Linked DNA regions of Homo sapiens: all the other regions are linked to region 3. The links are chromatin contacts, found by Hi-C or POLR2A ChIA-PET in ENCODE. All regions are on one chromosome and are shown on one strand. The core of a region is the stretch at or near the end of the contact, and the rest is flanking DNA. Distances in the headings are between cores, read along the strand shown.

The links. A loop is a pair of places that touch in the nucleus more often than their neighbours do. ChIA-PET counts read pairs that join two places held with the same protein, here RNA polymerase II (POLR2A). Pooled maps may share reads with other maps.
Region 1: a pooled map shows a loop between it and region 3 (4-fold over the local background). The contact joins two enhancer-like sites. A Hi-C loop is called at or near these places in 1 of 168 maps with a recorded cell type or tissue (OCI-LY7), 4 of 37 single-sample maps with no recorded cell type and 9 of 50 pooled maps. POLR2A ChIA-PET finds 5 or more read pairs at or near these places in 1 of 52 experiments (activated CD4-positive, alpha-beta T cell).
Region 2: a loop to region 3 is called in a map of naive thymus-derived CD4-positive, alpha-beta T cell, with 2.4 times the contacts of the local background. The contact joins two enhancer-like sites. A Hi-C loop is called at or near these places in 1 of 168 maps with a recorded cell type or tissue (naive thymus-derived CD4-positive, alpha-beta T cell), 4 of 37 single-sample maps with no recorded cell type and 12 of 50 pooled maps.

Annotation. Positions count from the first base shown.
Region 1 is chr13:41,491,729-41,494,428 of GRCh38, reverse strand. No RefSeq gene overlaps it. Among named protein-coding and RNA genes, the nearest start is that of RGCC, 36 kb to the right of the region's middle. Within about 2 kb of position 1,373, at least 10 of the 41 ENCODE cell types and tissues checked have a DNase peak (open chromatin) inside an H3K27ac peak, as active enhancers do; they include OCI-LY7, where a contact is called at or near this core.
Region 2 is chr13:42,391,507-42,394,206 of GRCh38, reverse strand. No RefSeq gene overlaps it. Among named protein-coding and RNA genes, the nearest start is that of LINC02341, 32 kb to the left of the region's middle. Within about 2 kb of position 1,311, at least 3 of the 41 ENCODE cell types and tissues checked have a DNase peak (open chromatin) inside an H3K27ac peak, as active enhancers do.
Region 3 is chr13:41,915,407-41,918,210 of GRCh38, reverse strand. All of the region lies in intron 2 of VWA8 (von Willebrand factor A domain containing 8), which reads left to right. Among named protein-coding and RNA genes, the nearest start is that of VWA8, 44 kb to the left of the region's middle. RefSeq lists enhancers at 207-326, 1,436-1,515. Within about 2 kb of position 1,455, at least 6 of the 41 ENCODE cell types and tissues checked have a DNase peak (open chromatin) inside an H3K27ac peak, as active enhancers do; they include OCI-LY7, where a contact is called at or near this core.

The sequences.
Region 1 (2,700 bases), core at 124-2,623, 420 kb after region 3:
GGGCCTAAGACAGCAGGTCACACACCTCCCAGGAGCCCAAGGGAATGGGCCCTTCCCATGTGCTGCATGAAACCCCAGTTAGGAACATAATCCTGTTCTGTAATGTCGACAAGCAAGGGCGAGCTTCCAGAGGCCGTCGTGCTGTTGCCAGCAGGACAGTCTGGTGAGTTGTTCAACACGAGATCATCTGGGGGCCCTGCCTTCTCCTATAGGTCTGCCAATCAAGACCAATGTCTTTGTCTTCTGTTCCCTCTAATTCATCACACACACACACACACAGGCACACGTGTGCACACACAGACACACACACACATGCATGTGCCCACAGTGTGCTAGCACAATGCCCTCAATGCGGCTTGGAAGACGGGGCTGACTTAGAGTCTTTGAGTTCCAAGAAAAGGTATTGATACAGTGTTAAGATCAGGGTTAGCCTTTTCCTCTACTGCCATTTGGGGTACCTGAAGTTCCACCATTAGATACTCATTCCTTTTGGCCTCAAAGTTCTCGCAGTCTTCAGAGGCCCCTGCTCCCCAAGTTAGTTATAAGTAGCTGCGGAAGGGGCTGTCATGGGCCTCCGGCACCAGTGTTGGCTCTGGATTAATTTATCAGATGCTTTGGTAGAGTGGAAACAAAGTCCTGGAGAATGGAAAGCAAAAAAGGCCTGCATGACGAGGCTGACCAGGCGAGGGGACAAGGCCAAGATGTATCCCACAGACACTGTGTCGTGGCCAGCCTACCTGGGCTGTGGAAGGGGTGGGAGTTTTCTCATTCATTCAATGGACATGGACTGAGTGCTTACTATGTACCAGGCACCATGCTCGCTGCCAGAGATGTGGTGGCAAGCCACAAGGCTCCTGTCTTTGTGGGGCTTATGGTCCAGTTACAGGAGGGTAGGGAGACATTAACCAAAACATCACACTACTGAACATGCCATTGCAAACCAAGATGAGTGCACTGAAGGAAGGTTCTACAAGAACACAGCACCAACAAACAATCTAGACGGATCTGGAAGACTCTGAGAAAGTGATGCTTGAGCTGATCCTAAAGAAGTAGAATTAACTAGAAAAACCGAGCAGAGTGGACATTCCAGGCAGAGGGAACTGAGTGTGCAAAGGCCCTGCAATGGAGCCACCTAACGCTGCCATTGTGGATAGTCATACTCCTTAACCTTCAGTAGACCCTGAACTTGAAGGAAAATGTTCCCTTCTAAAAATGTGTTTCCCTTTCCCTTTCCCTTCCATTCACCCCAGCACTTGATACCAAGCCATGAAGAGAAGGTGAGTTGTGCAGGAGAAAGCCTTAAAAAAAAACAAAACTTGCAGACAGCAGCTATGACAGCCGTTTCCTGTTTGGTGTCTGTCACTGCAAACCTTCTTAGTCAAATAAATTAACACAGGAAGGCATTTTGGAGAAGTACGTGCTTCTTGCACATACTGAAAATTCAAGAAAAATTCCATCTATTTTTCAGAGAAGAGCTGGCAGTCTGAGGATAAGGCCAGAGCCCACCAACTGTATGAACTGAACAGACCCCAGGCCATTTAGTCCGATTAACTTGGAGGAATCTGAGGCCCAGAGAGGGGAAGGGATCCAGTTCACAGCAGGACTGGGGCTTTCACCCTCTCTCCTGCCCCTTTGCCCAGTGTTTTTTCTCTGCCTTCCTCGCTGTGATTGCATTAGGCCAGATTTGCCACTTTCTTCTATCAGACAAGGAATAATGGGGCTAGAACTGCCCTCTGCAGCCACTGTAGGCAAAGCTTAATTTTACCTTGGGTACAGGAGCCCAATGTCCTTGTGGTATGAAAAGGAGGAGGAGGAGTGCCAGACACTTTTTCTTTTCTATATTTGATCATTGCAATGACCCTAGGAGACAGTGACTCACACCTACACTTTACAAATGAGGAAACAGAGCCTCTGAGAGGTTAAAGAGCTTGCTCAAGGTCACCCAGCTACTACAAGGCAGAGCTGGGATTTGAACCCTGTCTAGCCTGAAAGCTCATACTTTCTCCTCCTTTCCTCAGCCCAGACCCAGGGGGATGTTCCCATGGAGAAGCCTCCTCAGGATTCCCAACCTTGACTAATTGCCAATGGCCGCCCTTCTACTGCTCCTCATTTCAGACATGCCTCTCACATGTGGAACATGCAATGTAGCCTACCTCTGTCATGATCCCCCAGGGAAAAGGTATTCATTGGTTCTTCTGTCCCATTCTGGAGGCTGGCTGGTGTATAAATATTTGGGCTGGCACTAGAGCCTCTTACTCTTGGGTGTGTGCAGTATTTGTCATTTTGTTTTGCTCTAACTGTTCCTCCCTGAAATTAGAACAGAGAATTTCCAAACTCAAAAACATACCAGCTTTGCATGCACAATATTCTACCAGCTTCCCATATACAATATCCAGTCTCGTTCTGTTCCAGAAAAGCCCACTAGCTGACACTCTCCAAATAATAATCAGGCAGTTTGCAAGGCCATGGTCTCAGCACTCAGATCTTGGAGGAAGGGGAGTGCAATAGACCCCGCTGACTTGAGGTTACCTATAAAAGCATTTCCCAAGGCATGTTCCAAGGAACACTAATGACTCTGGATTATTGGTAGCTTTTTCATCAACAAACAAAACAAAAACCAAAAACAGACCAAATCTCTTAGCTGCAGGATTTCTCAAAGCCTTCAATATGCTGTGGCAGAGATAACTAGTTGTTCTCCAA
Region 2 (2,700 bases), core at 62-2,561, 480 kb before region 3:
AAATGAGTGAAGATGTAAACAGAGCATGCTCTCAAGAATTCTGTTAAATGATTTCTCACTCCTAACTCCTACACATAAGGGTCAGGACACTTTCAGTCTTGAGTGACAGAAATTCAACTCAAATTAGCTTAAATCAAGAAAGAAATCCATGAGTTTATTCACTGAAATGCATTTGACCTCGGGCAAGGCTGATGTAAGGTTTCAGACAATGTCATCATACACGTGCCTCTCTCTGCACCTGCTGGACAGGTGCTCTCCAAAAGGTGAGAAGGTGGTTGCCAGCATAGAATTCCAGTGGAATGAAAGTAGTTTCAAATAGTTCCAACAGAAAGGTCCTGGGAAGCCTCTGCTTGGGTCATGTGCCCATTTCTAAACCACTCCTGGGTCACGTGGCTTCCTCTGTGGCAGGGTGGGTCTGGCTCCAGTTGTGGAATACGTTCTCCACCAGACAGAAACATCCAGTTCCTAGAAGAATGGAAATAGATGCTGGACAGGCAAAACACCCAATGTCTCCCACACCACGCTGAGCCAGCAGTGAACCAGAACTGTAGAAACTCTCAGCAAACTGGGATGCCAAATGCATCCAGGGAACAGTCTTCCAAATCTCACAAGTTTCCAATAAAAGACAAAGAAAGAGCGGAGGCTGGATCTCTGGAACATAACAATGTGGCACTCTATTTCTTTCTATTACTGGATAAAGTGTTTCCAGTGTGGTAGAGCTAAGTAGCCACAGACTTTGCTGCAATCATCAAAATGTTTTTATGACTCATGAGATAAATGAGAAAAACACACGGAAGAGTCAAAGTTACACTGAAGTTAGATTGTAATCACACCCTTTACTTCTAACAACCCGCTGCTGACAAAGTTTCCTGCTGAGAGCACATTACTGACTTATTTTCTCCACAGAGGGCATCTATCAATCCTAAAGCAGATTATCGCCTGGACAGATTATGTGAGACCTGCTTTTCACACAGGTTGGTGTCCTGTCAACAATCAATGCAGCTCCTGTCTCTACCACTGAGGCAGTCTGCTGAAGAGAACACTGACCCACTGGCCCAGGAATCCAAATTTGGGGATATTGAGTCTTCTGATGGGCCACAAATCAGCTTAAATGACAACACTTTCTTTAAACACTACACGAAAGGCTCATAAGTGGATGAGGATGCTTTTCTGCACTAAAAGGATCAGTCCTCTCTCTAGTAGCGAGGACACTTTAACACCCTGATAGTCCTTCCAGGAAGTAGAGCTTTCTGAGATAGGCCTCCAAGTCACAGAAGAGGGCCTCAGACAGAGCTTTCCCTGACTTTGTGGTAACTGGGGTTTTCTCACCATCAGGCCTCTGTGCCTCCAATAGGCCCATGTCTCAGTAACAGCAAACCACCAAAATTCATCAAGCACCTGCTATGTGACAAGCATGGGAACACAAAGATTAATAGGGAGAGATATTCCCTGGCAAAATGGCATTTTGAGCTCAAGTTGTGGGCCCCCTCATCTCTACTCCAAACACAGCAATAATATGTAAAACATGTATTTCTGCAATAAAAATAAAATCACACTGAAAAATCAGATAAATACTTCCATGAAAAAGAAAGAGTAATAAATAGTGTCAAAACCATGGGCCTCTTGGTCTCTTGGTCAAGAAGGCATAGATGACCAAAGTCTGATTCTTTTGGGGTAACAGGGAGCAAAACCTTCCAGATATGGCAGAGGACCCAAGTCAGGATCACCACCTGAAGCCAGGCATGGTGCTGAGCTCCCTTGTTTGTAAAAGGAGGTGGAAAAGCTAAAACATTGGCCTTTCTATAGGCCAGTGGATGGGCAGGAAGCAGGCACAGCCCTGGAGCCCCGTCCTGGGGGAAGCCACCCACCAGCTGAGTGGCTACATGTAGGTATCCCCAGTACATGAGGTAAGAGCCCATCCACCAACATTCAACCTGGATCCAGAACAGAGTTCCTGGGAACCAGACAGAGGCAATGTCAAAACCATTAACTGGGGAGGAAAATAACCCAGAGCTATGGGGAGAAGTGAGCTCCTCAGGAAGAGCATACAAACCTAAATTTGAAAGAAAATTTAACAGGAAGAAAGTTAGACAACAAGCTCAAAGACCAGCAACATTTACTCCCTCCAAATAGAAACACCTGAGCAATCTCAAAAGCATTTAAAAGAAGCATGCTTAAAACCCTCAGAGATAAAGGAAGTAATTACATCTATGAGAAACAAACAAACAAAAAAAGCAGATATGAATAAACAATATATGGTTCTGAAAAGCAACCAAATACTAGTCCTGAAAACAGAATATACTGTCATTGAAATTGGAAGCTCACAGACTGCCCAGAAGATAGCACAGAAGATAAAAAGAAGACATGAAAAGGGTCATCAGAAGCCAAGAGGACAGACTGAGGGATTCCAACAGAAGACTCACAGCAGCCCCAAAATGAAAGAATAGAAGAATTGGTGTAGAAAAAAATATATAGAAGGAACTAACAGTTCATAATTTTCCAGTATTGAAAAAAATCATAGATTTATAGTGAACACTGGGCATCAAATATATATATTCCTAACTAGATGCATTGTAATGAAACTGCAGAACATTGCTATAGAGAAAAAAATTTAAAATCTAACAGGGAAAAAGACAATCCACAAAAGAGTAGCAATAAGACCAACAGCAGACTTCTCATCATTAACAACAAATATCAGAA
Region 3 (2,804 bases), core at 206-2,705:
TGTTTTATATATGTATTTTTCTTTTGATGTCTTCAAAGAACCTTATTTTATTCATCTTTGTATTCTTGGTGCTGAGCATATAGTAGGTCCTTAATAAATATAGCTGTGTGAATAAATTAATTTTTTAGTTCAGTTAGTTCGTGTTGTAAATAATGAGGACTTTGGTGCTAAATATTTTCACCCTTCATGTCCATTATATCTAACTACAGAATGTTACATGGTAAATAGGGGAAAGTTTAGCAGATGAGCACGTAGTTGCAGTGAGGAGGTTAGTCATGCTTCCTTTGAAATCTTGTGTTGTGATGTGGTAGAAAAATCAAATTCAGGGGCATGTTATGGGCCTAGATGTAGATTCTTTCTGAGCTATTTTGTGGGGTGATGAAATGGTAATGAAATGTCAAGTGAAAGTACTCTAACATAGGCTTTACCAGTGAGGATGTAGTAAGTACTGGGTTCCTTTCTCCCTTATTCTTCAGATTTGCCTCTAGGCCCAGCAGGTAATTTGAGTGTAAACTCAGGAGCCTATTCATATCCACCAAATCCACACTATACAGCCTGGTGTCCAGGGTACACAGCAGAGATAGGAGTTTGCAGGTGAGGATGAGACTTGAATAATTCTCCCGTACCTGGTTCTCATTGGCTGAGGGACTGGGCATGGTGCTTTACCTATAATCCTCACAAACCATACTCAATAAGTATTATTATCTTTATTTTGAAAATAAGGAAACTACAAATCTGCGTGTTCTGCACATGTATCTCAGAACTTAAAGTATAATTTAAAAAATTTAAAAAAGAAAATAAGGAAACAGACCTGAAAGAGTCAAAATGCTTGTCTAAGGACATGGATAAAAGACAGGATGAAAAATCACAGTAGGTCTGTCTGGCTTCAAAGACTTTTTTTTTTCCTCCATTATATTATGCTGCTTTTTGGGATACTAAGAAAACATCAACAGTTTTGAAGGATTTATTATAATAGAATCTGACCTATGCTTAATTTTCTAGAATTTTAATTTTAACTTTTATATGTATGAAAATTTGAGTTCATGAAGGGAGAAAATTATAATTTAGATAACTATGATAAAATTACTTTAAAGCCTTTGAATATGGCTGGGCAAAAAATAGTACATATTTTTTGAAAACAAATATTGGTTAGGAATTGAATCAGGGATTTAGGCCAGTATGAACTACATGTTTTTATCTTTACATAGAAAAGGAATCTTAGAATATAGGATCAAGCTCTTTGGGATTATTTTGACATCGGTTTATTATTATGTGGACTCCTGGAAGGTAGCATTTTGTGCCTGAAAACATTGAAGTTGGGGATTTCTCTCGTGTACTGTGCTATGTTTATATTAGGTTATGCATGGCAGTTTGGCACTTTGTTTTGCAGATGTTCGTAATGTACAGTCTTGAATCTTGTTTCTATTTCTGGCGTGCTTTTAAGTATGACTCATGTTTTCTTGAGGCCATTCTAAAAATACAGCTAGTTTCAAGCATTAATGTAAAATATACCACAGATACCACATAGCACTGCATGATGCTTTCTTTCAGTAGTTTAGTGCAATTTCCTGACAAATTAAATATAGACATGCTTTTTGGTAAAATACGCTATACTAAAACATGAATAAGTGAAAGTTGGATTTTCTTTGAGAAGTAGATCCTCTGATAACATAATATTCATTACAAAATAACTTTGAAATTTTAATAAAAGGAATAAAACATACCATTGATACCACCAAAAAGAAGTAGAACTAATGGCTGGAACAGCAAGTCTGCTAAATTTGATGTAGCCCTGAGAGGTCCACACTTGTAGGGAAAGTCTTGCACCTGAAGCTGGACACCTGTTGAAAAGCTTTTGGAGGGACTGTAGAACATAATGACTGAAATACAAGTTTTGGACTTAAACAACTTAGGTATAAATCTTGGTTTATGGACTTAGCAGCTATAGACAAATGATACTACATTTCCAATTTTGATTTTCTTATTGTAAAATGGGAGTAATGAGTATTTAACAAACACAGCATTTACTGTTATTAGACACTGTTCTAAGTGCTTAATATAATCCTCATAACAACTTTATAAGTAAGTACAATTGTATCTATTATACAGATGAGGAAACTGAGCAGAGAGGTTAAATAACTTGATTAAGGTTACATAGCTAGTAAATAGTAGAGTTGGAATTTGAACCCAGCCAATCTGTCTTGAATCTGTGTCTTTATACAATAGGTCTGCTGCTTTCTAGAATTGTTATGAGATCCTATGTGAAAAATCGTTTGTATGTTTACCTGGTACCTGATAGGAATGCAATAAATTATAGCCATTATTAGTATTGTTATTGAGGGAGAATAAAAGCAGGGAAAATGTATTTTCTTTGTGAAGGTATGCCATAGACTACAAGGCCAGCCATGGGATTCAGAAGTAGCTTATATGTATTAAGAAACTTATGTAAAATTGGAATGTGATGATGAGAGCCTTAGATATCCTGACAACTCCTACAGACTTACTCTAAAGGTAGAACTTATTCTCTACTGATTTCCTCGCTAAAAGTTTTATCTTTCAGAAGGTAAAGGAAATAGAGAGAAACTCTTTCTCTGGGCTTAATTGTGACAAACTCATTAGTGGTGTGCAGGCAACAGAGGCCTTGAGAAAAAATAATGACTACACAATATTTCTCAACTATGGTGCCATTGACATACTGGGCAGGATGAGACCATCTTGGTCATTGCATTTACCATCACAAAATATCAGTGGTGTACCAAATTATTTCTCATTTCCCAAAGCTTTACAACAACCCAAAGTACTCC